Linked DNA regions of Homo sapiens: region 2 is linked to region 1. Evidence: chromatin loops called from intact Hi-C (ENCODE). Cell type or tissue: PC-9. All regions are shown on one strand. Each heading gives the region's core, and the rest is flanking DNA. Links, peaks and the distances in the headings are about the cores only. Region 1 overlaps LOC105369165 (a long non-coding RNA gene). Region 2 overlaps LOC105369165 (a long non-coding RNA gene).

Region 1 (16,122 bases), core at 1,364-5,363:
CACTATGGAGAACAGTTTGGAAGCTTCTTAAAAACTAAAAATACAGCTACCAGCGGGGTGCAGTGGCTCACGCCTGTAATCCCAGCACTTCGGGAGGCCGAAGCGGGCAGATCACTTGAGGTCAGGAGTTCAAGATCAGCCTCGCCAACATGGTGAAACTCCATTTCTACTAAAAATACAAAAATTAGCCAGGCGTGGTGGCAGGCATCTGTAATCCTAGCTACTTGGGAGGCTGAGGCAGAATGGTTTGGGCCTGGGAGGCAGAGGTTGCAGTGAGCCGAGATCGTACCACTGCACTCCAGCCTGGGCAACTGAGCAAGATTCTGTCTCAACCAAAAAAAAAAAAAAAAAAAAAAAAAAAAAAAAAAAAAAATAGAGCTACCATATGATACAGCACTCCCACTGCTGGGTATATACCAAAAAGAAGGGAAATCAGTATAACAAAGAGATATCTGCATTCCCATGTTTATTGCAGCACTGTTCACAATAGCCAATATTCAGAAGCAACCTAAGTGCTTACCAACAGATAAATGGATAAGGAAAATATGGTACTTATACACAATGGAGTACCATTCAGCCATAAAAAATAATTATATCCTGTGATCTGCAACAATGTGGATGGAACTGGAGGTCATTAAGTTAAGTGAAATAAGCCAGTCACAGAAAGACAGACATCGCATATTCTCACTTATCTCTGGGATGTAAAACTCAAAACAATTGAACACATGGAGGTAGAGAGTAGAAGGATGGTTATCAGAGGCTTGGAAAGGTAGTGGAGGGTTTGGGGGAGATGGGTATGGTTAATGGGTATATAAAATAGTTAGAAAGAATGAATAGTACCTAGTACTTGATAGCATAAGAGGGTGACTGTAGTCAAAATAACTTAATTGCACATTTTAAGCTAACTAAAACAATATAATTGAATTGTTTATAACACAAAGGATAAATGCTTGAGGGGATGGATACCCCATTTTTCATGATATGATAATTACACACAGCATGTTGTATCAAAATATGTCACGTAATCCATAAATATATACACCTACTATGTACCCACAAAAATAAAAAATAAATAAATGTTTCTGAGATTTCCATGTCTATTATTTTCAATCTTCTCTCTTCACTTCTTAAAGCAAAGAAATAAATAGGAGTGGTGACAGGGAGAAAATCAAGAAAAGATGCTGATAATAAGACTCTTCAATCAAATCTTTTCTTATTCTATTATTTTCTTCACCTTTACTAATACTTGCTCACTCTTCAGAAAGGTGATTGGGAGTGATGCTTAAATAATCAAACCGCAGACATTATGGACTGATTCTTCGTTTTTATTCTTTGCAGAACTTAATGAATACATCCAAATATGCTTTGACCACCACTAAGTAAAAATAGGCTAGGATTAGAAAATAGAACTGGAGTCTTATCCTTGCCCTGTTGTTAATTATTTGACCTTTGGTAAGCTACTTGATATTCCTGCACCTCAGTTTCCTCAGGTGCCAAATGACAGTCATATATTCTACTATTAATCTCCAAGAAAATGTAAAAATGAAAAGAAGTAGTAAGTTAGAAAAGCTTTTAGAAGCCCACATTAAATACGGTCATAGGAAGATTAATAATCAAATACTACTTTGCATTTTTAACAGAATTTGTCTGAGTGTGAAAAGAAACCTCTAGATATTTAAAATATCTCTAAACTTATAATGAGATTCTTTATCCTCCACGTCCCTTTCTTAGCCTATGTTCGACCTACCTGCTGTTTATCCTTTCCAATCTTTCTGTTTCCTCTTGAGCCCAGACTGCCAGCTGTGTTAAATTGTGTGATAATTCTGTGCTGTGAACAGTTCCCTGAGGAAGCAGAGCCAAATGCCATCTCTGTGACTTGTCTTGGGAAGAGAAAAGTTCCAAATTGAAAACTCATAATGTCAATCCCTTGTGGTTGCTCTTACCACTCTACTGTTCATAAAGACCTTGAAGCAAGAAGTAATGGCCCTATGATAAAGACCAAATCACCATTATCAGTTGGAGAGCTCTCTGCTGTGGCTCAGAGTTCAGTGTTAGACAGACTGGCGTTTGGTCTTCATCAACTAAGGATGACTCTAAAATAAGAGGTATCACTCAAGCCTTGGGAAATAACTTTCACAAGCCTTCATAAGGACACATTTTCATTTCAGACAACATTGAGCAAAGGGCCATGTCGGTTATTCTTAATGGTTTTTTCAGTGGGTTTTTGTTTTTTCTGTTTTTTGTTACTGTTGCTTTTCTTTAAAAAAAAATCTGTACAGAATTATAATGTTGCTTTAGTGATAGAAAGTACATGTACCTGGAGATCTGTGGGGAAAAAGTGTTAGAAAACTACTTTTCAAATCTGAAAAGTAAGCATCATACATGCACAAACATGGCTGCTTTTTTCTTTCATTTTTATTTGTTTTAAACATGGCTTTTCTAAGTCATAAAACAAAAGGTTTAAATCTCTCTTTTAAATCTGTTGGGTAAATGAAGAGATGGCTTGTCTGTGAAAATGCTTTCCAACGAATTTCAATACCTTAATGAATAATAGATAAATTTCATTTCCTCCCGATCCTTTCTCTATGTGGCAGCCAAAGTGATCTTTTGAAAACCCAAATCTAATCATGTCATTTCTTGATTAAAACTCTTCAGCAGGTCCCTAATGTCCTCAAGATAATGTCCAAATTATTATATTTTAAAAGAGCTTTATGACTGGTCCCTAATTATTTCTCAACTTTGGGTCTCTAAGCCATACCCTGTAATGTACCCCTTCATTGCACTGCTCCTCCTCCGCCACTTCCTGACACATACAACCAATTAATCTGGATTCTAGTTATATTGACTGTTTCACGAACCACTTAAAACCACCCTAAAACCATGTTCTGTCCCTCTGTCTCAGGTTTTACTGGCTCCTAATCTTGAGGTGTGCCCTTTTTCACATGCCTTTCAAGCACTCTGTACTCACCCCTCATGATTTTTATCACAGATATGAGTTCATTCCTCAAGGTCAGTGTCACCTTGTATGCCCATGACTTAAAGTCCAGCATCAAAGCATTGCTCAATAAATATTTGAAGTAGGTCTATGAGAGATGGCTGGAAGAGAGGGAGAAAGGAAAAAAGGGAAGGAGAGAGAGAGCAGGGAGATCAAGACTCCTAAAGTAATCAGGTTCATTTCTGCTGATATCCAGTTTAGGAATTTGGCCTCTGGATTCCTCAAATGCTCCAGGATTTCCTCATCTCTGCTCCTTCCCTTTTTCTGAGCTGGCTATGCCCCAAATTAGTATTTGCTCTTTGCTGCCACATTCCTCCCAGATCCTCCCAGAAATGTTTCTCACCAAAACAAATGTATTTGGCCTCAAAGCCCTTAGGCATTAAAAAGTATCCTTTTTTAAACTCAAGACTGGGGACCTCGGTTATTCAAGATAACAAAGGAGAAGCAGCCCAGAAAACCCAAAAAGGGCTGTGTAGCCAAAGATGAAACCAGAATTTAATTTTGGCCAAGTACCACATAATCCGAGAGCACTGGTCTCTTTAACTCAATCTGTCTTTTATCTCTTTATATCCATTTAATTAGACATATTCAATGTGATTAAATGGCAGTATTAAATGTAGCAGAGTACCCTATGAAGATAAAACTTGTTTTGTTATTGTGAGATGGAGCCTGTGGAGGGTAATTAAGTTCAGATGAGGTCATGAGGATGGAGTTACCCATGATGGGATTAACGCCCTTGTAAGAACGTAAAGAGATAAGAGCTCTTTCTCTCCACCATGTGAAGATACATCAAGAAGGTGGCTGTCTATAAACCAGGAAGACGGCGCTCAACAGACTGAGTCTGCTGATGCATTGATCTTGGGCTTCCTAGTCTCCAAAACTGTGAGAAATAAATGTCTGGTGTTTAAGCCACCCATTCTATGGTAATTTGTCATTGAAACCCTAGTTAAGAAAGACAACTTGTTAGTGAGAGAAATTACTACTCATATCACCCTATAGGCAGAAACAGGAATTGACCACAGAATCATTAAAGATGGTATTTCTTGCAAGAATAAATGCTGACAGAAGAGACTTTAAATGGAAAGAGAAATTACCCTCTTAAAAAAAAAAATGAGGAAAATAGGTACGGACTTCCTGAGAGTGTAATGTACCATGTACTGATGGACACCAGAACCATTCTTGCCCTTCTATTGTGTGCCTGTCTATAGCGATCCGGAAAAGTGAGCTAAATATGCCTGGCTAGATTCGCAGGCCCTGAGATTAAATAGAACCTGGCAAGTTTCTGATTATGCTACTGTCTTCTAAACCCAAAGCCGTTGGACATATTCTTCAAAGTGCTACAAATCTACTCTCTTAACTTTGCACACATTAACAGATTTAAAAAAAATTTAATTATAGATAAGACATGCAAAATTGACGTTAATTACATCCTTAGGCTTTTCTTTCTCTTTACTTTTTTCATATTAGAGGGAGAAACTCACCTAGCAAAGATGTGCATTGGTGTGTACGTGGATAAGTTATCTCATGTTGATGCTCTTTTTTATGGCTGCATTGTTGGTAAAGAGGCAGAATGTTACACTTCTTACTAAGTCAAAGTAGAATGATGGCAAAATGTGAAGTTTATTATTAGAGTAATTATTAATGAACGTGCTACAAAATGGTGAAATAGAAGAGATGCGCTCAGTTTTGTTAAATGAAAAATCAGCACAGAATCATCATAGAATAGCAACAAGAAATTTAATTTTGGATATCTGCTGGAAGTCTCACTTTTATGAAAGCAGAATAACTGATGAGAATTGAAAATAAATGATAAACTTAAGTTACAGAGGTGAGAAGAGAGCCATAGGTAGGAAGAATAAAAGTGGTTGCTGCTCAATATAACAGAAGCCCTGTAAAGTGAAGCCAACTACTGTTGAACTTAATCCAAATTGTACTATCACAACCTGGGGCTTCTACTTTCTATTCACGCATGGTTACTTCACCAATCTTTCATTGTCTCTGCTCTTGCCATCTGGTTTCAGCAACAGTTATCTCCAGAAAAAATTGTAAGTCAAGCATCTTGTCACTTTAATGAAGTTTACTAAAGACTCAGATATTACAGAAGAGGCATTGGGTCACAGGTCTCAAGGCATTCCATCATTGCTTTGGTTCTTTCCTCAGCCTTCCTGCAAAGAACCCTAAAAGTATAATCTGGTCTCCTAAAACCACTGGTGGGAGAGAAGTCTAGCCAGAGCAGTTTCATAACCCCAGCCCTCTGGGAAAATAAGGAATACATTTTGCTCCACCTATGACATGAATTACTCACTGAGCTAAGTAGGCTAAGACATCTCCTATCTCTTTCAGCCATTTCAATTTTTGAATTAAATTGTTTTATAATTAAACCATGCTTCCACAGTCTGTTGAAAATTATTGAACCTATTACATGCGTGAAACATTTGCATGTAAAAAGCACTCAAAGTTAACTACATGCACACTAATGAACAATGGAATATCACAGAGCTATCTAAATAGTTTCAGCCTATTTTTGATCATGTCCAAACTCAAATGTTAATAATGTATAATACTTTGTAATGCTTCCTCTTTATATTAGTGGTTTTCTGAAAGAAATTCTAAAAGCACAAAAAGATACATAAACATCCTTAGATAATGAAATACTAGGGCGATTAAATATTAATGCCCTATGCATGCAATTAGCCCCATTTGCTTTAAAGTTATGTCTATGGAGGTAATGAGTGAGGATAATTTAATAAGAGGATGATAAATTTATTTCATGTAGACATGCAATCTGAATCATGCTGGTCAAATTTCTCTATAAAATGCATTTTTTAGATAGCATTATCAAGATCATCTTTCAATATAACCCTGATTTTTAAAAATATATAATACTGTGACCACTCTCTAACAAATATTCCAGCACCTTTATAAGCATTTAAATGGTATTAAGTTTTAAAATATATTGTTACTCGTCCAAATAAAATAAAATGCAGCCAGCTGCCAGATGCTATGGGAGTTTAGATGCTGTAGTGCTTTTATGAAGGAGCCATAAATTGCCTACAGATTGTGTCTTTGTTTTCTTTGAAAGGAGTAGATTCTAGAGACAAAATTTCCAAAGGAACTTTTGCTTGATATTTGTTCCTAAAAGAATCAAGAGCCTATAGCTTAATGAATAAACCCCCACACAGGTTATCAATATGTAATAGTTTCTGTCCCTTTCACAGTACAACTAATCAATAAATAGCACACAGTACAATTACACTTAGGTGGAAGAGAAGAGACATAAAATAGGCCACCCACAAAATAACCTCATTCACCAGAGAAATGATATAGTTCTTTGGAAATGAGAAATGCCCTGCCTTGCAAAGAGTCTTCATGTCAAAAAATATATATTGATAGAAAAGGAAACTGGCTTTGCAGAAAATTACTAAATTAGGAAACCTGGCACCCATGACACCCACCTAGAATCTCTAATGTGCTCCAATTTCTATAGCCTTTTTAAATATGATCATTGAGATACCGCCTCCTCCTCAGATCATCAATATTTCTCAACTCCCATATCCAGCACAATCCAATAAATTGCCTTTGTCAGTATTGTATATCATTCTCACTAGAATGTAAGCACCACCAGAAGGATTTGCTTCCATTCTGCTGATGTATCATGAGCTCCAAAACAGTGCATGAACATAGTGATGCTTACAAAGTATTTATTGATAAATATTCTGCATCTTCTTATTTTCTGATTAGGCATGAATTCATAGAGACTGAATTATGCTATGTGTGTCTGAAATTCTAATTTTTGTTTACTTCCAAGGATTCTTTTTACTATTTATGTGCCTTGGATTTCCTGTTTTCAAGGATTTGATTACCAAATGGCATATAGTAAATAACAGTGTTCTATTTGCGTATGTGTCTGCGTGTGTATAAACTGTTCATCAAAAATAAACATGAGATAAAGAATGCCACCATATTGCATTGATGCATAATTTTAGCCCAAACAAGAAATATGGCTCAATAGACACTGTTGCATTATTTTGAGTAAATATATCAATCCTATTTATTAGACTTTCTGAACTAATGAGACTATTTCATGAACTTTACTACTTTAATGGGCCTGTGAGTTTGGGAACTATTGCATTGGTCTATGTCAGTGGATCAGAGATACTATGTATATAAAAATTTCTGTCACAGTTTCATACATTTACAATGAAATGTCAACTTTGAACAACTGTGAATAGATGTAACTATTATTTTTCATACTGATATAGAGGGAACAGAAAAGTTATGTGCAGTATTTTTTTTTTTTTTGCCTTTGTGGAGAACAGGCCTTTCCTTGCCTATGTGGAGTTCATAAAATAGCAATAAAAATTAGTCATAAATTGGGTCTGGTATTAATGTCAATTAGCATCCCAATGACATAATGACTGTGGTAAAACATTTAAACTTTATTGACATCAATAGCTATTATCAAGTCAGTTTTATTGATATAATAAAGAGGGCTGGATTTCAAAAAGCCCCCAGTAATTGCTGACACTGTGTCAGGAACCCTCCAGAATACATTGGCAGAACACAGGCATACAAAACATCAGCAGGTCAGAATATTGCTTCTATGGTTTATTTGTCCCCACCAAAACTCATGTTGAAATTTGATCCCCAATTGTGGTGGTGTTGGGAGATGGAGCCTGGTGGGAGGTGTTTGGGTTATAGGGTGCATCCCTCATGCATGGCTTGGTGCTGTTTTCACAGTAGTGAGTTCTCACTTTTGTGAGACTGGATTCGTTTTCGAGGCAGTGGGGTGTTATAAAGCCAGGACATCCCTCAGGTTTCCATCTCTTCCTGTACCTCCAATTCCCCTTTCACCTTCTCCATCATATGAGCAGCATGAAAGAGCTCACCAGAAGCTGGGGACATGCCCTTGAGCTTCTCAGCCTTCAAATCATGGGCTACATATAAGCCTCTTTCCTTTATAAATTACCTAGTCTCAGATATTCTTTTACGGCAACACAAAATGGACTGTCTTATTTTGGTGTAATTGGTCAAAATAAATGAAAAATGTTTACTAAGCACTAACTATGAAGTCAGCATCTACTAGAAGTTAATAGAGGATAAAAAAGAAATAGACATCATGGCCCCCATCTCAAGTTGGGTATGATCTGGTTGAGGAGATGAGGAAATCAGACCTAAAGAATTTCAGAATGTCTTGCTTGCTTTTCCCCCATGGAGTCCCAGATATCCTCTTTCCAGCTGCTCACAGTTAGATCTCCTCATGATCCTCCCTCTCTACTGCCACAGACAAAATCTGTCTCCTCCCTTTGCTGTGACTGGTCTTGCCTTCTCAGAGGCATCCTCACCACCACCAGTACAGTTAGCCTAAAACTTGGATCTAGGTCACTCTCTTCACTAAAACATTTCAATGACTCCCAGCTTTTAGTTGTTTTAACAAATTCCTTAGCACTGACATAGGCCCCTATAAGACTTAGTTGCTCTCCTATTTCTACAAAATCATTTCCTAAGATTCCTTACATTCTTCTTTATAAATTTTACAGTTTTCATTTTAATTTTGTTGTTGCTTTTTATTTAGCACTGGAATACAGATCCTACCCCCAAACCAAGCTGCCTATTTCAACTTTGCTGTCATTTATTGGAGTTCTGATTTGGGCTGCTGAGCAAGAGGTACTTGATTTAGTCACTTTTTCTGTCCCCACATAATACTGTAGTTACTACGATGCTTTCAAGTATGATGACCATACCCTTCCCAGTGGAATACAAGTTCTTTGGGGCCGGTAACTGAGCAATTTTCTGTGTACTAATAATTGTCTATATCCAAGTATAACATATTAATGGGTGGTGGCTTTTGATACCTTAGAATCATAAATTCTCAGAATCACACATTTTAAGAGAATTTTTAGAAATTATTTGCTTCAACATAATTTTTTAGATAAGGAAATGAGATCCAGAAAGGTTAAATGACTTGCCCAAGGTGATAGTTACTTACCAGCAAGTTACAGAAGTGGAGATTGTCACCCTTTAATATTGTTCTTAGGTTATAATACAGAAAAAAATAAATTCAAGTAGAAATTTTAATTGCATAGAAATAGGTAAGTAGGTAGATAGGAGTACAGATTAACAGAACAAACAGAAATGCAATACTACTAAATAATAATTATAATTATGGTTTTAAACAATGTATGAGCTCAAAATCAGTTATTTCTACATTAAGCTTCAGCTCAGAGTGAACACTAGATTATAGCACAATTTTATAAAATTATAACATTATTGAACCAGGAAAAGATTAACATAAAAGATGAGTACTTCAGGTGTCACACTGTCAACTACCACTTAATTTACCAGCAGGTGCTGCCAAATGCTACTGCCAGAGTACAAAAATAAATATATAAATAAATAAATAAACTTAAAAAAATGTGACTAGTCATGTAAAGGTAAAACCTTTAGGAAAAAAACCTTGAGAGGCCTAATATGAGAAAAGTTTATCAACCAGTTATGGGCTCTAATTCCATTCCTGCCTCCAGCAGGGGGTCTTACACAGCTCCCCTCACAGTATTTATCACATGCCAGACTTGCAAGGATCATTGAGCAAAGAACCATCAGATAATATTTCAGAGATGTGAGCATGAGCAAACTACATTAAAAAATCAGATGAGTCCAGCCGGGCTCAGTGACTCACGCCTGTAATCCCAGCACTTTGGGAGGGCAAGGCGGGTGGATTGCCTGAGCTCAGGGGTTCGAGACCAGCCCAGGCAACATGGTGAAACCCCGCCTCTACTAATATACAAAAAATGAGCCAGGCATGGCAGTGTGCACCTGTAGTCTCAGCTACTCAGAAGGCTGAGGCAGAATTGCTTGAACCTGGGAGGTGGAGGTTGCAGTGAGTCGAGATCACGCCACTGCATTCCAGCCTCGGTGACAGAGCGAGACTCCATCTCCAAAAAAAAAAAAAAACAAACAAACAAAAAACCACAAAAAAAATTAGATGGCTGTCCCCTGCCATTCCCTAGCATTTAGAGACAGCCTTAGAGGGAAAGGGGTGTAGAGTTAGAGTGGCTGAGATTTGTTTTGGTTTGTTGTTTTGTTTTCATCCTGACTGAATGACAGGGTATTGTGCAGCTCTGGGAGACACTTTTCATAACAATGTCTATATGTGGGGTTTACCTGCTGGAGTTTTGCACTACACAGGAATTGGCAAAGGGCTCTGAGAAAGGGTGCTCAAAATAGTCATTCAACTTTAGAAAAGAAGTTTCCAGCAATCTCAATTCTAAGTATCCAGTGAAATTCAAATCAGAATCTCAAAGAGATATTAGCACTCCCACGGTCACTGAAGCACTATTCACAATAGCCAAGATGTAAAAACAACCTAAATGTCCTTTGACAGATGAATAAAGAAAATGTGGTATATACATGCAATGGAATATTATTCAGCCTTAAAAACAAGGAAATACTGCAGTATGTGATGACATGCATGAACCTTGAGGATATTATCCTAAATGAAATAAGCCAGTCATAGAAAGACAAAGGAGGTATCTAAAATATTCAAATTCAGAGAATCAAAGAGTGGCTGCTGGAGCACAGGTGGAAGGGGAATGGGGACCTACTGATCAAGAAGCGTAAAGTTTAAGTTAAGCAAGAGATCTGCTCTACGAGATTATACTTAAACAATACTATATTGTACACTTAAAATTTGTTAAGAAGGTAGATCTCAGGTTGTGCTCTTACCAGAATAAAATAATTTGTTTTACAAAAAAAGCTTCTATTTCTTCGGTATGTAAACCTAAATCCCCAGCTACTACACTTCAGATTTGAAATGAATTTTGAATTGTTCTGATTAAATTATTTCATCATAAAATCACCATGGACTCTGACCTACAGATGGGCTCCCTCACTGCTACTGAGAACTCCAAACTTCTGCCAGCTATACTGCTGCCTTCCAGACAGATACTTTGTCTGGATGAGATCTCAGTATCAAAAGTAAATGGATACAGCTTAAGTGTCTTTCCAAGCCAAATGTTGGACTCATCACAACTAGAAGAAAATGGTTATACTAATTTCTTCCATGAGCTCCAAGAAACTGATTTAGTCTTCTATCTTGCTGAGACTGTGTTGGTTTTCTATTGTTCAGGACACAGATATGCAAAATATCCATGTTTACCTTGGCCTCTAAAACTCCATGTCTAGTTAATTAGCAAGTGTAGTTCAGCAGTCTAGCATGGAGCACTGATGATGCATTATGCATAAATCTGCACCTACCTCCCTTTGCACTCATCCTCCCTGCGTACATGGAACAGTAGCTCACTCCTCCACTATTTCCTAATCCCAGGCTTTTGATTCTGTTACTTTAAATGAATATGAAAAACAAATGACTTGCTATCTTTCTGTTTTTAAAGGCACTTCAAAGTCACAACTTCCACTTTATATGGAAGTTACCACATAAATCTCCTCTCCTGTTATTCATCTGAATATCTTCTTCTTTAACTTTCTGCGTGTCCTTTCCTAATCTATGCCGTGTTCAAAAGTATCCTCTACTGATAATGTACTCTTGATGGATCTGCACTAGTCTATTCCAGCCCTATATAAATCTTGTTTGAGCAATAAAAGTATTCATAAGATCCTTCCCTGAATATATTACATTGAATCTAAACTTTGACACATTTCCCCATTTTTCATCAATCGTTTCCCTCAAATTTAAAAACATTTCTATTTAACAAAATGGCAACAAGCACTTTCATTCTTCGTATTCATTTAATTTCATTTTTTGTATTCTCAACAAAACAGAAACAAGCACTTTCATTATTCCCAGATGTAATAATTTTCAAACCAATATTTCTGTTTTTTATATTAATAAACCTTTCCACATTATTATTATTATTATTATTAGAGATGGAGTTTCGCTCTTGTTGCCCAGGCTGGAGTACAATGGCCTGATCTCGGCTCACTGCAACCTCCGCCTTTTGGTTTCAAGCGATTCTCCTGCCTCAGCCTCCCGAGTAGCTGGAATTACAGGCGCTTGTCACCACACCGGGCTAATTTTTGTATTTTTAGTAGTGACGGGGTTTCACCACGTTGGCCAGGCTGGTCTTGAACTCCTGACCTCGTTATCTCCTTGCCTCGGCCTCCCAAAGTGCTGGGATTACAGGCGTGAGCCACCGTGCTCAGCCTACACGGTATTATTTTAAGGCTAAATAAAATTTCTTCTAAATTTCCTATTAATTTGACCTCAAGCTTTTAATTATATGTCTTTACTTTTATTGTGTTTTAATGTTGTGTTTATCATTTAACTTCCTTAAAGCAGTATATTTATATATTCTTAATTTTATTTTTCTCATGCAAAGCACTGATAGCATTATTTTTCTGCAAGTACAGTAGCAACAATTATACGGAGATTTGTCAGCTTCATTTTATCCTTGTGTTTTTACAACTAACTTGAACTCATAGTTCTGTATTTTATAAATTAACCAAAAATATTAAAACTCAGTTCCATAAGAGATACTCAGAAGTATTCCCTTCTAAATGGATAACAACATGAAAGTAATTCCTAGATCTTTAAGAGAAGCAGTTAAGATAACCAGCCAACTACATTCTGTGTGACATTCTATATTATTTCCTTCAACTCCTTTAGCAAAGCTACTGGTAAAGATATACATTTTAGGGCTTACTTATGAGACGTTCATTTTTAAAGGAACAAATTACATAGCCTCTACTATTGTTAATTCACTATGCAACAGACTAATTGTTGATTAGAGTTGTGCAGTGTTGAAGAACAGGAGCTTTAAAGCTAATTGTGCCTGAGTCCAAATACTAGCGTGCGCATGCGCGCTCTCTCTCTCTCTCTCTCTCTCTCTCTCTCACTTGCTGTGAAACCATGAATATATATTAGCCTCCCTAAACTTTAGTTTCCTATCTATGAAATGGAGTGATGGTAGTACCTACCTTATAAGGTTACTAATAGGATTAGATGAAATAATTTATGTAATGGAATTAGCAAATTACATATACTAAGTAATGCATATTCATTAAAAATAGTTCATATTCCTAAATGAATTTCAAAGCATCACTTATAAAATATTAAATCTATGTTGAAAATTATGAATGGAGAACTAATTTTAGGTAGATAATTTTAGCAACATTAGGGTTTCCCTCCTGAAAATTTCTGATATTAAGGATAGTATGACGAAACCAGTATTCTGCTGCTTTTCCCTAGTTCTAATGTCAAATATGCTATTCAGTTTTATATTTTCTAGCACATTTTATTACAAACCACCATAGCCAGAAACACTCTCACTCTCATTAATTACATATTTAGTGGTTCAGGATAAATTAGATATAACTCTAACAAAATAATATTAGTTGAATTATGATGACATACTTTTAAAATCTAAGGCTGAACCCTGGGTGAATCACTTTATAATTTCCAGTACATTTAATTCCACATGTTTAAACGTCAGGTCTGTATAATTGTGAACATTTTAATGACTAATATTGCTGGATAGGTTTTAAATTAATACACTAACAATGTTTTCCCTCAAGACTACTATTAAGAAATAATTGATGTTTTAGAGTCATCCATCCTCTCTATTTCAGATTTTGAAAAATGTTAATATATAACTCTATATAAAGCTTATAATATTTATATGACATGATTTTAAAGTCTCTTCTCCATTAATAAATATTATATTCAGAGTATCCTTTTGTTTCACATTTTAATTATTTGATCTTGCACACCCCTTTTGCTTTAAATTGTTATTACCCGGCTATATAACCAACTTTACATATCAATGATTTACCACCCTTGTAAAAGTTCAAAACTCAAACTTCATAAAAAGAGGAATTTTGTTTTAGTTTACTGCTATAACTTCAGCATCTAAAATAATGCTTAATGTATACTAGGCACTCAGTGAGTGTACATTAAATAAATATTAATCCAACATTTATGAGTTCAAATACCACATCCTCTTCCAAGTGGAACCTTATCAGCAGTGATACCTAGAAATACATTTGGTATATTCAGCCCCTATGACTCAGGATTTCACAGTAAGTTTGCTACCTAAAAGACAGAAAATATAATTATTTCATTTGTTTGACAACTAAAAAACTATAGCCGATATAGTTATCTTAGAAATGCATTTGATATACAGCAGGTTTTTAAAGTATGGGTACATTGAAAATTGTAAAGCCTGGCTAAAATATATTAAAGAAAACATAAATAGAGATATATCATCTCCATTGAACTGAAGAATCAATATTGTTAAAATTGAATTTTTTTCCCAAGTTGATTTATAGATTTAATGCAATCCCTCCCACTCCTAAAAAAATCCCAGGAGACTTTTTAACAAGAAATTTATATGTTGATTCTAATATTTGTATGGAAATGAAAAGATCTAGAATAACTAAAATAGTTATCAAAAAATAGGACAAAATTAGGGAACTTATGCTACAGTTGCCTCTTGGTATCCATGGGAAATTGGTTCTAGGACCTCCCATGAATACCAAAATCAGTAGATGCTCAAGTACTTCTTATAAAATGGCACAGTAATTGCATATAACGTATGTACATCTTCCCATATATTTTAAATCATCTCTAGATTACTTATAATACCTAATACAATGTAAATGCTATGTAAATAGTTGTTATACTGTATTGTTTAGAAAATAATAAGAAAAAAGTCAGTACATGTTCAGTGTACACAATTTTTTTCAAGTATTTTTGATCCACATTTGGTGAATCCAAAGCTTTGGAGCCCAAAGATATGGAGAGCTGACTGTAATTGATTTCAAGGCTTAGTATGAAGCTATAATATTCAAGACAATATGGTATTGGCATAGCAATGTCCAGAGAGGAATGGAATGGAATAGAGTTCAAAAATACACTCATACACATATGATAATTGATTTTGAACAAAGGTGTAAGGTTATTCAATGGGGAAAGAATATTAACATGTAGTAATGGAAAAATTATATATCCACTTTGAAAAAAGTAAACCTTGATTCTTATATTCTATCTCACACAAAAAATAGCTTGATGTGCATCATAGTCCTAAAACTATAGGTTAAACTAGAAAATGTCTAGATGAAAATATGGCAGAAAATTTTTGTGATGCTGGGATAGGCTCAAATTTCCAAAGTAGGACTTAGAAAAGTACAGATTAAAAAGAAAAACATAATAAATCAGACTTCATCCAAAAACAAAACTCAGTTAAAAAATGAAAAGCTAAAGAATAAACAAAACACACTACATATATTTGACAGATGACTTGTATCCAAACTGCATAAAGAAATCTTACAATTTAATTGTAAGAATACAACCAACCCAACAATGAGAAGATTTGAACAAAAAGTTATTAAACTAAGATATACAGAAAGAGGCTCAACATCATCAGTCATCAGGTAAATGGAAATTAAAACCACAATGAGATACTACTGCACACTTATTAAAATAACTAAAATTAAAATTAAAGTCTGACGATACTGTGTATTGATGAGGATGTAAAGTAGGTGGAGTTATCATACACTGCTGGCAGGAATGCAAAACTGCACCGTCACTTTGGTAAAAAGTTTAACAGTTTCTAATATTTAACAGTTTCTTAGTATCTAAATAGTATACATACACACACACACACACACACACTGCTTTTCACAGTGGCTGAACTAATTTACATTTCCATCAACAGCGTATAAACATTCCCTTTTCTCTGCAGACTTGTATGTTGTTTTTTGAGTTTTTAAAAACAGCCATTCTGACTAGTGTGAGATGGTATCTCATTGTGGCTGATTCTTGTTTTGTGATGATTAGTGATGTTGAGCACGTTTTCATATGTTCATTGGCTGCCTGTGTGTCATCTTTTGAGAAGTGTCTGTTCATATCTTTTGCCCACTTTCTATGCAGTTATTTGGTTTTTAAGTGTTGAATTGTTTAAGTTCCTTATAAATTCTGCATATTAGACATTTGCTGGATGCATAGTTTGTGAATATTTCCTCCCACTCTGTAGGTTATCTGTTTACTCTGTTGACAGATTCTTCTGCTCTGCAGAGGCTGTTTGGTTTAATTAGGTCCCACTTGTCAAACTTTGTTTTTGTTGCAATTGCTTTTGAGCACTTAGTCATAAATTCTTTCTCAAGGCTGA
Region 2 (16,122 bases), core at 6,161-10,160, 100 kb after region 1:
ATCTGTTTTAATAGAAGACTGAATTAAATCTGTTGCATGTGCAATTTGGTTCAAGTATATAAAGAAAATCCAGCCTCACATATATATGTAGTTGGAAAAGATTTTATCAAGGACCCCCTCATTGGGTCTTGGGTACCTCGTAGGCTTTGAGAACCACTGACAACAAAAATCTTAAAATGACTATGGAGTGATGACCTGCTTTACTTATTTTGTTATTTTTTATTTTATTTCAATAGTTTTTGGGGAACAGGTTGTGTTACATGACACGGATAAGTTTGCTAGTGGTGATTTCTGAGATTTTGGTGCACGCACCACCCAATCAGTGTACGCTGTAACCAGTGTGTAGTCTTTTATCTCTCAGCCCCCTCCCACCCTTTCTGCCACGTCCCCAGAGTCCATTGTATCATTCTTATGCTTTTGCACCCTCATAGCTTAGCTCCCACTTATGAGTGAGAGCATATGATGTTTGGTTTGCCATTCCTAAGTTACTTCACTTGGAATATCGGTCTCCAATTCCATCCAGGTTTCTGCGAATGCTATTATTTCATTCCTTTTTATTCCTGAGTAATGTTCCATGGTATTATACCACAATTTCTTTATCCACTCATTCACTGATGGGCATTTGGGCTGGTTCCATATTTTTGCAATTGCAAATTGTGCTGCTATAAACACACGTGTGCAAGTATCTTTTTCATATAATGACTGTTTCCTCTGGGTAGATACCCAATAGTGGGACTGCTGGATAAAATGGTATATCTACTTTTAGTTCTTTAAGGAATCTCTATACTGTTTTCCATAGAGTCTGTACTAGTTTACATTCCCACCAGCAGTGTAAAAGTGTTCCCTTTTCACCACATCCATGCAAACATCTATTATTTTTTTATTATGGCCATTCTTGCAGGAGTAAGGTGGTATTGCATTGTGGTTTTGATTTGCATTTCCCTGATCATTAGTGATGTTGAGCATTTTTTCATATGTTTATTGGCCGCTGGTATATCTTTTTTTGAGAATTGTCTATTCATGCCCTTAGCCCATTTTTTGATGGGATTGCTTTTTTTCTTGCTGATTCGTTTGCGTTTCTTGTAGATTCTGGATATTAGTCCTTTGTCAGATGTATAGATTGTGAAGATTTTCTCCCACTCTGTGGGTTGTATGTTTACTCTGCTGATTGTATCTTTTGCTGTGCAGAAGCTTTTTAGCTTAATTAAATCCCATCTATTTTTGTTTTTGTTGCATTTCCTTTTGAGTTCTTGGTCATGAAGTCTTTGCCTAACCCAATGTCTAGAAGGATTTCTCTGATGTTATCTTCCAGAACTTTTAAGTTTTCAGGTCTTAGATTTAAGACTTTGATCCATCTTGAGTTGATTTTAAGGTGAGAGATGAGGATCTGGTTTCATTCTTCTACATGCGGCTTGCCAATTATCCCGGCACCATTTGTTGAATAGGATGTCCTTTCCTCACTTTATATTTTTGTTTGCTTTGTCAGAGATTAGTTGGCTGTAAGTATTTGGCTTTATTTCTGGGTTCTCTATTCTGTTCCATTTGTCTATGTGCCTATTTTCATACCAGTATCATGCTGTTTTGATGACTATGGCCTTTTAATGTAATTTGAAGTCAGGTAATGTGATGCCTCTGGATGTGTTCTTTTTGTTTAGTCTTGCTTTGGCTATGTGGGCTCTTTTTTTAGGATTGCTTTTTTCATTCTGTGAAGAATGACAGTGCTATTTTGATAGGCATTACATTGAATTTGCAGATTGCTTTTGACAGTATGGTCATTTTCACAATATTGATTCTACCCATCCCTAAGCATTGGATGTGTTACCATTTGTGTCGTCTATGATTTCTTTCAGCACTGTTTTGTAGTTTTCCTTGTAGAAGTCTTTCACGTCCTTGGTTAGGTATATTACTGGTTTGTTTGTTTGCACCTATTGTAAAAGGGGTTGAGTTCTTAATTTGATTCTCAGCTTGGTTGCTGTCGGTGTATAGCAGTGCTACTGACTTGTGTGCATTAACTTTGTGTCCTGAAAGTTTACTGAATTCATTTATCAGTTCTAGGAACTTTTTGGATAAGTCTTTAGGATTTTCTAGGTATATGATCATATCACTGACAAACAGCAGCAGTTGGACTTCCTCTTTACCAGTTCAGATGCCCTTTATTTCTTTCTCCTGTCTGATTGCTCTGGCTAGGACTCTCAGTGGAAATGCTTTCAACTTTTCTTCATTCAGTATATGTTGGCTATGGGTTTGTCATAGATGGCTTTTATTACCTTAAGGTATGTAACTCCTGTGCTGATTTTGCTGAGGATTTTAATCATAAAGCAATGCTGGATTTTGTCAAATGCTTTCCCTGCATCTGTTGAGATGATTGTGTGATTTTTGTTTTTACTACTGTTTATGTTGTGTATCACATTTACTGACTTGCAAATGTTAAACTATCCCTGCATCCCTGGTATAAAACCCATTTAATCATGACGGATTATCTTTTTGATATGCTGTTGGATTCAGTTAGCTAGTATTTTGTTGAGGATTTTTGCATCTATGTTCATCAGGGATATTGGTCTGCAGTTTTATTTTTTTGTTATGTCCTTTCCTGCTTTAGGTATTAGGGTGATACTGGCTTCATAGAATGATTTAGGGAGGATTCTCTCTTTCTCTATCTTTTGGAATAGTCTCAGTAGGATTGGTACCAATTCCTCTTTGAATGTCTGATAGAATTCAGCTGTGAATCCATCTGGTCCTGGACTTTTTTTGTTGTTGGCAATTGTTTTTTATTGCCATTTCAATCTCGCTACTTGTTATTGGTCTGTTCAGAGTTTCTATGTCCTCCTGGTTTAATCTAGGAGGGTTGTGTATTTCCAGGAATTTATCCATCTCTAGGTTTTCTAGTTTGTATACATAAAGGTGTTCATAGTAGCCTTGAGTGATCTTTTGCATTTATATAATATCAGTTGTAATATCTCCCACTTCATTTCTAATTGAGCTTATTTGGATCTTCTCTCTTTCTTGGTTAATGTTGCTAATGGTCTATCAATTTTGTTTATCTTTTCAAAGAACCTGTTTTTTGTTTCATTTATCTTTTGTATTGTTTTGTTTCAATTTCATTTAGTTCTGCTCTGATCTTGATTATTTCTTTTCTTCTGCTGGGTTTGGGTTTGTTTTGTTCTTGTTTCTCCAGTTCCTTGAGGTTTGACCACAGATTGTCTATTTATGCTCTTTCAGACTTTTCAATGTAGGCATTTAATCTTATGAACTGTCCTCTTAGCACTGCTTTTGCTATATCCCAGTGGTTTTGATAGGTGTTGTCACTATGATTGTTCAAAGAATTTTTTAAATTTTTAACCTCATTTCATTGTTGACCCAAAAATCATTCAGGAGCAAGTTATTTATTTTCCATGTATTTGCATGGTTTTGAGAGTTCCTTTTGGAGTTGATTTCCAATTTTATTCCACTGTAGACTGACTGAGAGAATCCTTGATATAATTTTGATTTCCTTAAATTTATTGAGATTTGGTTTTTGGCCTATCATATAGTCTGTCTTGGAGAATATTCCATGTGCTGATGAATAGAATATATCTCCTGCAGTTGTTGGGTAGAATGTTCTATAAATATCGGTTAAGCCCATTTACTCTTGGGTATAGTTCAAGTTCATTGATTCTTTGTTGGCTTTCTGGCTTGATGACCTGTGTAGTGCTGTCAGTGAAGTATTGAAGTCCCCCACTATTATTGTGTTTCTGTCTATCTCATTTCTTAGGGCTAGTAGTAATTGTTTTATAAATTTGGGAGCTCCAGTGTTACATGCATATGTATTTAGGATTGTGATATTTTCCTGTTGAACTAGTATTTTTATCTTTATATAATGTCTCTCTTTGTCATTTTTAACTGTTGTTTGAAATCTGTTTGTCTGATGTAAAAATAGCTACTCCAGCTTGCTTTTGGTGTTCATTTGCAAGGAATATCTCTTCCACTCCTTTACCTTAAGTTTATATGAGTCCCTAAATGTCAGATGAGTCTCTTGAAGACAGCAGATACTTTATTGGTAAATTCTTATCCATTCTGCCATTCCGTATCTTTTAAGTGGAGCATTTAGGCCATTTACATTCAATGTTAATATTGAGATGTGAGGTACTATTTTATTCATTGTACTATTTGTTGCCTGAATACCTTGTTTTGTTTTGTTTCATTGTGTTATAGGTCCTGTGAAATTTAGGTTTTAAGGAGGTTCTATTTTGTTTTCATTTTGAGGATTTGTTTCAATATTTAGAGCTCCTTCTAGCAATTCTTATAGAGCTGGCTTGGTAGTGGAGAATTCTCTCAGCATGTTTGTCTGAAAAAGACTGTATCTTTCCTTCATTTATGAAGCTTAGTTTCACTGGATACAAAATTCTTGGCTGATAATTGTTTTATTCAAGGAGGCTAAAGATAGGACTCCAATCCCTGCTAGCTTGTAGGGTTTCTGCTGGTGTTACTCTAATACATTTTCCTTATAGGCTATCTGATCCTTTTGCCTCACAGCTCTTAAGATTCCTTCGTCTTGACTTTAGATAGCCTGATGACTATGTGCCTAGGTGATATTTGTGTGATGAGCATCACCTGGGTGTTCTTTGAGCTTCTTGTATTTGGACATCTAGATCTCTAGAAAGGCCAGGGAAGTTTTCCTCAATTATTCTCTCAAATAAGATTTCCAGGCTTTTAGATATCTCCTATTCCTCAGGAACACCAATTATTCTTAGGTTTGGTCATTTAACATAATTGCAAACTTCCTGGAGGCATTGCTCATTTTTTAAAATTACTTTTTCTTTTTGTCAGACTGGCTTAATTTGAAAGCTTTATTTTTGAGCTCTAAAGTTCTTTCTTCTACTTGATCAATTCTATTGTTGAAATTTTCCACTGTATTTTGCATTCCTCTAAGTGTGTCTTTCTTTTCCAGAAGTTGTGGTTGTTTTTTAGTTATGGTGTCTATTTCTCCGGAGATTTTTTTTGTCCATATCTTGTATTATTTTTTAAATTTCTTTAAGTTGGTTTTCACCTTTCCCTGGTGCCTCCTTGAGTAGTTTAATAATCGATCCTCTGAATACTTTCCCTGGCAATTCAGAGATTTCTTGTTGGTTTGGATCCATTGCTAGTGAGCTAGTGTGATATTCTGGGGGTGTTACAGAATTTGTCATATTACCAGAACTGTTTTTCTGGTTCCTTTTCATTTGAGTAAATTATGCCAGAGGAAAGATATGGGACTCAAGAGCTGCCGTTCAGATTCCTTTGTCTCACTGGGGGATCCCTTGATGTGGTGCTTTCCCCCTTCCCCGAGGGATAGGGCTTCCTGAGAGCAGGACTGCAGTGATTTTTATTGCTCTTCTGTGTCTAGCCATCTAGCAGAGCTACCAGACTCTGGGCTTATAATGGAAAGTGTCTGCAGAGTCCTGTGATGTGATCCATCTTCAGGTCTCTCAGCCATGGATACAAACACCTGTTCTGGTGGAGGTAGCAGGGTAGTGAAGTGGACTCTGTTAGAGTCCTTGGTTGTAGGTTTCTTTAGTGCACTGGTTTTCTCAAATGCTGGTTTATGCTAGAAGTGAAGTTGTCACAGGGACAGATTCAGGACTTCTGGTCAGCCAGGATGTTACAGGCAGTGGTATTAGCTGTTGTTTTCTCCCTTCTTGGAGCAGGGTTGTTCTGTTGTGAGTTGCTGTAATGGCTTTAGTTGGTTGGCCTCCAGCCAGGAAGTGGCAGTTTCAAGAGAGAATCAGCTGCGGTAATATGGAGGGATACAAGTTTGCCCAAAGGTCACCTAGATAAGTATTCAGATTTCTCAGGTGATGGGTGGGGCCATAGAACTCCCACGAGTTTATCTTTTCTGTCTTTAGCTACCAGGGTGGGTAGGGAAAGACCATCAGGTGGGGACAGGGCTAAGCATGTCTGAGCTCAGACTCTCCTTGGGCGGGGCTTGCTGGGGCCACTGTGAGGGATCGGGAGGTTGGTTCTCAGGCCAATGGAGTTATGTTCCAAGAGGTAGCGTGGCTGCCTATGCTGTTTTGCATAGTTTGCCAGAGAAGTGGGGAAAGCTGGCAGTGACATGCCTCACCCAGCTCCCCCAGATTCTGCCCAGGAAAATTCAGGCTCAGTTGAAATTATTACAAAGTTCCACTGGAAGTCTCCTTCTGCCTGTGGCCCTTCCCCAAATCCACTGGCTGCCCTCCCCAAGGACCCCTGTGAAATAAAGTCAGAAATGGCTTGCCTCGGCTTCCCTGGAGACCAGAAATACCTACAGGGCTCTTCCCACTGTTTCTTCTACTTTTATATTTCACTCAGCTCTCTAAATTTGTTTCAGCTCTAAGGTAAGTTTAAATCCTTCTCCCATGATCTAGATGTTTAGTTTCCCCAGTGAGGATGTGTGTTTGGAGGTGGACATTTTCCCCTCACACTTCGGGGACTCAGTTTTTCAGCTGTCTCACGGAATTTGCAGAAGCAAGTCGCTTCTTTCAAAAGGCCTGTGAATTCTTTTGGTTTTCCCGGTATGTTCATACAGTGGTTCTTGAAGCAAAAGTTCATGATATTAGTCTCTACACACTGTTCTGTCTGTCTGATAGAGAGAGGCAAGTTAGTCCTGCCTCCTATATGCCATTTTTCTAGTTAGTTTATAAAGAAAAAGGGCTTATTTGGATTCTTTACTTTTTTCTCTTTTTTGAGGCAGAGTGTCACTCTGTCACCCAGGCTGGAGTCCAGTAGCACAATCTCAGCTCACTGCAACCTCCGTCTCCTGGGTGCAAGCAATGCTCCTGCTGTACTTGTTTTAAAGTAGCAATTACTAAACAGTATGGGTTGACAGAATAAGAGAAAACAAACCAATGAAAAAAGAAAAATCCTAGAAACAAACACATACACACATGAACTCTTCATTGATACCAAAAGTGACATTGTGGAGACATGGGAAAGGGTGGTCTTTTCAATACATGATACTGGGATAAGTGGATATCCCTGTGAGAAGAAAATGTAACTGTACTCCTCCATTCTACCATACAAAAAAAAAAAACCAATGTCAGGTGGATTTGAGACCAAAATGATAAAGCTTTTAGAAGAGTACAGGATATTATTAAGTTTACAGGGAAAGGAAACATTTCTGTTTTGATTTTTAACAGAAAGCAAGAAGCACTTGCTATTAAAGGTGAAGACAGATATTTTTGGCTATGTGAACATTAAATTATTTTCCTCAAAATGTATCAAGGGAGTTGAATAACAAGTCATAGAATAGAAATGGTATTTGCAATTCATAGAGTTAATTTTAAAAGTGCAAAGGCAGAATATAGACACCACATAGTAGAATATATCGAAATTGCCAACAGTCAAATTAAAAATTGATTGTCCTCATTATTCATCAGAGAAATGCAAATTAAAACTGTAATTACACATCACTATACACCCACCAGAAATATCTAATTAAAAAGACTGACAGTGTAAGTGCTAGCAAGGATGAGAGAGAAATGGGTACTCTCATAAAGCTTCGTGTTATCCGCTAAAGCTGAAGACATCCTCTATGACCTAGCAATTCCATTCCTATGTATAAACTCAACTAAAATTCATTCACAAGCACCGAGAGACAGACAAAAGGATTTGCATAGAAGATTCATTATTCACAGCTAAAAGTTTCACTCAGTTCAAATGTTCATCCATAGTTGATTAATTTAATTATATGTATTCAATAGAACACCCTAACCGTACTGAGAATGAAAAGACAATAGTTATATGTAAAAACATAGCTGAATCTTATAAATGTAATGTTAAGCAAAGAACCCATATGTAAAAAGAGCACTTATTACAGATATCAGTTTATGTAATTTTTCTTTGTATGTGTTATATTTATACTACAGTTTTTTTAAAAGTCACACTATTAATGCAATAACGTTTATGATCACACATGTGCCAGAAATCTAAGCGCTTAATATAAATTGTCTCATTCATTTTTGAAAACAACCCCTATTTTATAGATGAATAACCATAGTCATTAAAAGGTTAAATAATGTACCATAATGACAAATGACAGTGCCAAAAATAGACACAGTCTTGATTATAGAACTGTGCAGAGTATACAGTCTGTCTTATATGCATCATCTCATTTAATCTTAACCTGCAATGTAGGAGCTCTTATTTCTATCATCTATGAGAAAAATGAGCCCTGGGGAGATTCAATCAAACGCTTAGGGTCACAAAGCTAAGAGGAGCCCAGGCCTCTACCAGCTACACTACATTGCATTGCCTTCATTTAGTCACACAAACAGGCACCTTTTCATTTTTTATTCTATACAAGTCCACTGAAATAAATTAGCATACTGGCTTATACCAAGTAAACGAATGTTTGGGGAATGAAACATGCCATACTGAGCCATTCAACCCAGTTATTCAAAAAATAAGGTCTATCTCTGTTTCCTAAATAAGAATTGAGAATTAACATGCAGATAGCCAGAAACATTTGGTTCTGGCTTTTCATGGCAGCATGTGACTAATGATTTCACATTTGTGATATGGGATTTCTGGGACCTAACCACAACTAGCTCTGGCAATTACGAAATCCAGTTTGAAAGAACAGTGCAGAGCAACTAAACAGAGAAACAGTCAGTGGCACTTGTGGGATACAGGTGGCTAATTCCTCAAAACAGTAGCAGAATCTTGCATTCCTAGTGTCTTTATCACAAACTGCAAATGTGACAATGAAGGAAACCATGTGAGGAAGGTCTAAGGAAAAGAAGAACAACTGTGCAGAGAGAAGTACAGAAAGGGAGAAGGGGGAGTAAACAGACAAAAAGAAAGGGAAAAAATTAAGGCCAAATAATTTCCATTCCTTGGTACATTGAATATGGAAAAAAAGAAAATAGAAAAAAAAGAAATAAATAATACCCTTCTGCCCCAAGGGAGAAAAGAAAACCTGGTCAGTGAAAGGGGTGATGATAGAAACCTTCATTCTGAAGTCTGCATTTGTGGAATCAGACCACATTCTCATGACTCTCAGCATTTAATCACCATTCTTCTAACTTCTCAGTCTGAGTTGAAAAATGCCATCCCACATTCAGCATGATGTTGCAATAAAATGACTTCTTCCGGCAACTTGCCTTGTAATTTGGGTGAATTACAATTGGTTCTGCCGGTAAAATAATGTGATGCCTGTTGGTGACCTAAAAACTTAATAGCACCATTCACTTGCTTCCCGGCCCTGAAAATAAATGGTTAGTCACCAAATTTGTAATTTCAGAAGGGCCTGACTACCACTATTTGAGTCACTACTGCACACAGTAGCTCTGGTAATACTGACATCAAAATATCTAGGGCAAATTTTGAAAACAAGATGAGTTTCATCCAACGTCTCTTCCTTTTGGAGCTTCGTTAACTGCACTAACACTCATTTAATAGGGCTTATTAGTCAGAAGGGGATTTCAGTCTTAGTTATCAATTTCATGCAGACTCCTTTCAAGAGATTTCCTTCCACCTTTGGCATTTGTCTTATTTGCAAACTCTACCCTCTATTGCTTGTAAATCTGCATTCCCAAAAGAAAAATAATGAAATTCATATCCTATATTTGTATGAGGTAGCACAGGAGTTCAACTGCTTTCTGAAACTAGTAGAATATTAGAGATACTCCTTATCATATGAGAAGAGACTCCCAATATTCTCCAAGGGAACTCCAGTAAAGAAGAAATAAAAATCTTTTAAAATACTGTTATGTTCTAAAACAAATGAATAGTCTGAAATAGAAAGTAGACAGTTAAAAAATTATTTGCATTGGATATCATAAATTTAAAGGAATAACAATAAATGATATCTGTGATGGTGATTATTAGATAAGTATTTTCCTGCCTCCACTTGCCCTCTAAATTTTCTGCATTATTTCTGTTTATTTTAAAAATACGTATTTTTAAATGCTGACATTGAGGAGTTACTTTAAATGACAGTCAATATACTTTGTCTGAAGCAAACAATTAGAAAAAGTCATACCCAAATTAGTATGAAATAAAATGTATCTGCTAATGGAAAGCAAGAGAAGTAGGTAACTTTTGTCAGGTAGAAAATTGCCATCTTCAGGATTATGAGTAATGTGATACCTAACATTCTTTGGGTCCACCACAAGAAAATGACTCACATGTATTTCCTGTATTCGAACTTACTAAAGTAGAGAATGGAAAAGGAATCCAATTGAAGAAATAATTTCATGTGTAGTTTGGAGGTCCATTTATATAGACATGTGCTGGGGAAGTAGGAGGGGGCATCTATCTATCTCTTGATATCATTGGTTGTCAAAGGAAGAAAGTAGGAACATTGTTTTTCTGGCTTTATCATATGCTCTAAGCATCAAAGCAGACAGCCTAGGGCAGTCAGAACCAGAATCAAGACCACCAGTGCAATAGACTAAAAGAGTGGTTTCTAACCAGGTTGTCCTACAGGGGTCATTTGGCAATGTCTGGAGACATTTTTGATCAGCATAATTGGAAGATTCTACTGGACTCTAGTGGAGAGAGGCCAAGGATGCTTCTAAATATCCTACAATGCACAAGACAGCCCCCATGATAAAGAGTTAACTGGCCCTAAATGTGCCAAGGTTGAGAAACCCTGGCCTAGGGAAATACCTAGGAGTATAAAAGATACACTGCTTAAAATTCGGACCACAATATATTAATCAAGCTGAATAAGATTTACTTAGAAGTCAAAGGCACATAAAAACTAACTGGGCTATAGTTTAATTGTTGATTTGTATATTTTATGTTAAAGTATATCTTAAAGAAATCAAATATTCTTAATTTACCCAGTGACATTAAAATGAAAAATACTGTGCTGATACAATACCAAAAATTTAATTCAAAAACAAAAATTAAGTGATAAATTGGACCTCATCAAAATGAAAACTTCCGCTCTTCAAAAGACACTGTTAAGAAAAGAAAAAGACAGTTTCATACTGGAAGAAATATTTGCAAAACATGTATCTTATAAAGGACTTGTATCCAGAATATACAAACAACTCTCAAAATTCAATATGATAAAAAAATCTCAATTTAAAAAAGTGTGTAAAATATTTGAAAAAACATTTCACCAAAGAAGATATAAAGATATCAAAAAGGTACATAAAAAGATGTTCAACATCATTAGTAATTAGGAAAATATAAATTAAAATCATAATGAGCTACCACTTTACACCTTTCATAATGTCTAAATTTTAAAAGACCAACAATATCAAGCGTCAAAGAAGATGTGGAGTATCCAGAACTCTCATACATTGGTAGGAATATACAATGGTACAATCACTTTGGAAAACAGTTTAATTTTTGTCTACAGAAAGATTTGGACACAACTACATAAATAAATGTAAGACTTTTCAAAAGCCAAAAACCTGGAAACAACCCAAATGTGCATCAACAAGTCAGAGGTAGCGAATATCTGAGTTACTGGTGGAGAATCCGTACAGGTCTGCAGAAACCTCAGTTTGTGCCTCTGAAAAAAAATAAATTGACTGACGGGTGTAAGGTAGAAAAAGAGACTAAAGCAAGTTTCGGAGCAGAAATGGAAATTTCTTAAAAAGCTTTAGAGCAGGAAAGAAAGAAAAGTACACTTGGAAGAAATCCGAGTGGGCACTTTGGAGGTCAAGTGTCCCATTTAACCTTGATCCTAGGATGTAATATGCTGACTTACTTCCGGCCTCTTGTGCCCCTTTCCCTTCATTATTCCATTAGGGTGGACCACCTGCATGCGCAGTGCCTTCCTTGTGCTTGGTGGGTGAGCATGTGCAGTGTGTTTACTGGAATTGTACCCATGCTCATCTGAGGCATTTTTCCCTTTTCCAGTGGAAGGTCATACACCACCATTTTGTCTCTTAAAGTGCGTGCTCATGCCCACTTACCAAATTCCTGAGATTTTATTGGAAGCCATCAATGACCAATTTCAAGTGTTTGCAAAATTGCCGGGGACTCCCTGGCTCCAGCTGCAACCAATTAACATTTTAGTGTGACAACAGCCAGACCATCACCTGATGGTCTCCTGACATTCTTGGTGGGTCAGAGGGAGACCTCTCCTGCCCCACTCATGCCTGATTAGCTACCTGCTGTTACAAAATGAATGGAAAAAACAAACTGTGGGGTATCAATACAATGAAGTATCACACAGTAATCAAATGAGGTAGATGCACACAACCACATGGATGAATCTCAAAATAATTTTGCTGAGTAAATGAAGCCAGACAGAAGAGTATATACTTTGTGAATCTATTTATAAAAGCCCCCAAATAATGCAAGCTAATCTATAGTAACAGAAAGCAGATCAGTGGTTTCTGAGAAGCCAGGTGACAGAGGGACATTGAAGAGGGGCTGAAGGGAGGGATTACCAAGGGACTTACGGGAACTTTGCGGGGGTTATGGATATGTTTACCATCTTGATTGTGGTAAAGATTTCATGGATGTATACATATGCCAAAAATGGTAAAATTGTACACTAAATATGTGAAGTTTATTGTAAAACAATTACATTTAAATGAAGAAATTTTAAAAATAAAGAACATTTTTTTCTGCAAAAGACGCATCAAAGCTTCCATCATGTATTGTTCTAAGATTTTTAAGAGCAAACCTAGAGCCATTATTTGATTCCTTAACTGCCATATAGTAGCAAGAACTCTTGATCAGCCAACAAGGCCCACTGGAGTCCTAAGTAAACCACTTGAAGCCAAGATTGAGGTAGTTTAATTCAGTATTTTATGATATTCTTTTTATGTGAGGTAGTTCAGTTTTTTCATGTGATAACCAAATATTCTTCTACAAAGAAGTTTATGTATTTGCATAAAATATCACTCAACCAGTCCTTAATGTAGGAGTATCTAAAATCAATCAACAAATAATTACTGAAAATCAACATAACTCATCCTAAAGTCAGAGCTATTGTTACTCTTAAGAGTCCCCAAATGATTAAAGAAATACAACTACATATATATGTATATCTATCTATCTATATAAATGTAGTTGGAAGATAAAAGGAAAATTGGAACAGGGCTGGTTTCAATAGAATTTTCATGATGTGAAATAATTCCATAGGTTTGAGTAACAAGAAGTCTGTATCAAGGAATTGAAGCCTGAGATGTATTCATTCATTTATTCAACACATATTTATTGTGTGTCTACCCTGTGAAAGGTATTACCTAGGTGGTAGAGATATAACAGGGAATAAAATAGCTCTCATGGAGCCATGTTCTGTGAATTTTATGTTCGAGTGGGAGCAGTGGGCAAAAGAAAAATTTAAAATAAAGTTATATATGCTGTTAAATGGTGACAGGTGCTAAGGAGAAAAATAAAGCAAGAAAAGGAATAGCTGAGTGAGGGAGAGGAGGAAGAGGTCAGAATTCTAAATGGAGGGTAGGGGTTCTAGTAAGCCCTCACTGAGAAGGTAATGTTTAAGCAAAGACTTGAAAGAGGTAAGAGAGTCATACATATGGATAACTAAAAAAGAACACTCCAGACAGTGAATAGCCAGTTCCCTCTGAAGATAAGATCAGAGGGGTAAAAGTTCAGATCTTGTACGACCTTGTAAAGACAAGGGCTTTTACTGTGATTGAAATGAAAAGCCATTGAAGGTTTTCAGCTCAGGATGTTACGTGGCTTAATTTTTTTAAAAAGATTATTCTAGCTGTTGAATGAGGGTAGAAGAGGAAAGAAGCAGAAATAAAAGTCAGGAGACTATTTCAAAAATCCAAGCAAGAGATGACAATTGTGGCAGACAATCCCTAAAATGACTCTCAATGATTCTTGACTCCTGGTGTTTACAGTTTTGTTTAATCTCCCCCCCTTGAGTGTAAAACCCTGGGATTTGCTTCTAACCAAGAAAATATCACAAAGGTGAGAAAGATATTATCCCATAATGAGATTCAATTGTATGGCAAAGGTGATAGGAGATCACTACTGTAATTACATTACCATATATATAAGATTCATCTCGCTAGCAGAGCCCCTGGGGACATAGCCCCTCACTAGTCTTGAAGAAGTGAGCTGCCTTGCAGGAAATAGCCATGTCATAAGAGCCCTTGTAGCAAGAATCAACAGGAGGCCTCAATTGCTGAGGACAGCCTTCAGCAGTAACTGAACAACCTGAGTGTACTTTAAAGAAAATCTTCCCCCTGTCCAGCCTCGGAAAAGACTGCTACCGCCAAAGCCAATTCCTGTGCTGAAACCCAAAGAAGTGAAATTGTGAAACAGACAATCTAGTAAAGCTATGCTCAGACTTCTGACCTACAAAACTGTGAGATAATACATGTATGTAGTTTTAAGCTACAAGTTTAGTAGTAATTTGTGATGAAACAATAAAATTAACACAGCAGTGGTTCAGATTAGGGTGGTACCAGTGGTTTGAAAGTAAAGACAAAATTAAATAATTGATACAACAATAAAAGTTAAGATAGACTCCAAGGATTTTCACCTAGACAACAGAAAAGAAAAAGCTATTTACTAAGATGCGGAGACCTATGGAAGAGCAAGTTTGAAGGAGATAGCATCAATGGTCTATCTTTGGACAATTTAATTTTGAGATGCATGAAGATGGAAGTGGGAATAGGAAGTTGCATCCATCATTCTGAAACTCAATAACAAATAAGAAGCCAGATATATACTTTTGGATATACATATATGGTATACAGTGACTACCTGAGATCAGTGATATCTCAAAGTTGTGGGTGGAGAGAAATCAAAAATATCTCAAAGCGAGATCATGATTTCTCAAAGCTGTGTTTGGAGAGAGATATTGTAAGCCAGAAAACTAACAGGAGAAAAAGAAGTCATTCAAAAGAGGGCACACAGCATAAGCAAAAGCTTGGAGGGAGGAATAAGCCAAAGAGGCTATTGGTGACTTAAAGGCAGTCAGCATATTTCATTCATTTTCAAGAACCTAACAAAGCATGTGGAAACCAGAAAACCCTAAAAATGACAGGAGGCTAGTAAGAAAGGCACATGAAGCCAGCAAAATAAAATTGTCTTTAATGGGAAGTGGGAGGATGGAAGGAGAGATTAGTGACTTTCCTTCTGAGATATCTGACTTGAAAATGGCTTGTGCATCTTCTTGCAGTGTGAGAGAATTCCTCTGAAACTAAAGTGGAAGGAGTCTTGCGAAAGCCTAGTTTGGAATGAGTAGGTGCCTTAAGTTCTAGGCTCAGCTACAGGGGAACGTGATGATTATAAAGCAATCTCAAATTCATTCTGGCAGAAGGGTTGGGGTGGGGAGTAGATTTGTAGCTCAAAGATAGAAAGTAGGTTAACAAAAGAAAGTGTTCAGGTCAACTAATGGATCATGGTGCTTCCCGGATATTTTTAAAGTTTTATATTAGACTCGTTTCTTACATAAAAGTGCTTTTACCCAACAACTCTAAGTACTGTGTGTTTTCCGTATTGTGCCAGAGGTGTTATGGATGATATTAAAAAGAAAAAAGTAGAATAATAGTTATTGCTCTCATAAATCTGTATCAGCTAGATAAAAAGAAAAAAGCATACCTACAGCAAAAAAAAAAAAAAAAAAAAAAAAAAAAACAGAAAGGAATCAGGACTCAGCACTTACGCATATTTTGGAAGGATTATTAAAGTTCATAAAAAAGATAATATCTTAATACTACTATAAGTTATTTAGAAGGTAATTTTATCAACACTTCCAATAAGTTACCCTGCTATAAACCTTAAACTAAATGATATGTGTACATATCACATGTATACAGTGGGTATATGTATGACATACCTTTTTATAGATATAGGGTATAAAAAGAAGGTTTTGATCAATTTCACTGAAATACTAGATAACTAAGTATCAGGAATAACATGAATTGAGTGCTTACATATACAGTGGGTATATGTATGATATACCTTTTTATAGATATAAGGTATAAAAAAGGTTTTGATCAATTTCACTGAAATACTAGATAACTAAGTATCAGGAGTAACATGAATTGAGTGCCTATTACATGTTCAGCACTTTATGTTCAAACAGCTACTAAATGGCAGTACAGAGCTGAATACAGGCTGTAGGATCTAAAACATGGCTTTCTCCTTTCAGCTCTGTTGTCTCTGCCTCAGTGCTCCTTCCATTTCACTCTGCATGTATCAATCAGATTGACTAATTTATACATTCAC

Evidence for each region. A loop is a pair of places that touch in the nucleus more often than their neighbours do. Peaks named below come from ENCODE experiments on the same cell type or tissue, not always from the same donor. Only the 100,000 strongest peaks of a DNase experiment are listed, where the experiment ranks them.
Region 2: a loop joins it to region 1, with 6 times the contacts of the local background. A loop is called at or near these places in 1 of 110 quality-filtered maps.

What each region holds. Positions count from the first base shown.
Region 1 is chr2:53,025,231-53,041,352 of GRCh38, forward strand. All of the region lies in intron 1 of LOC105369165 (a long non-coding RNA gene), which reads right to left. Among named protein-coding and RNA genes, the nearest start is that of MIR4431, 330 kb to the left of the region's middle. In PC-9, for the core only: no CTCF peak of the experiment used is centred there; no DNase peak of the experiment used is centred there.
Region 2 is chr2:53,121,496-53,137,617 of GRCh38, forward strand. The region is part of intron 1 of LOC105369165 (a long non-coding RNA gene); the gene reads right to left. Among named protein-coding and RNA genes, the nearest start is that of MIR4431, 430 kb to the left of the region's middle. In PC-9, for the core only: no CTCF peak of the experiment used is centred there; DNase peaks (open chromatin) are centred at 8,596 and 10,106; H3K27ac peaks cover 763 bases.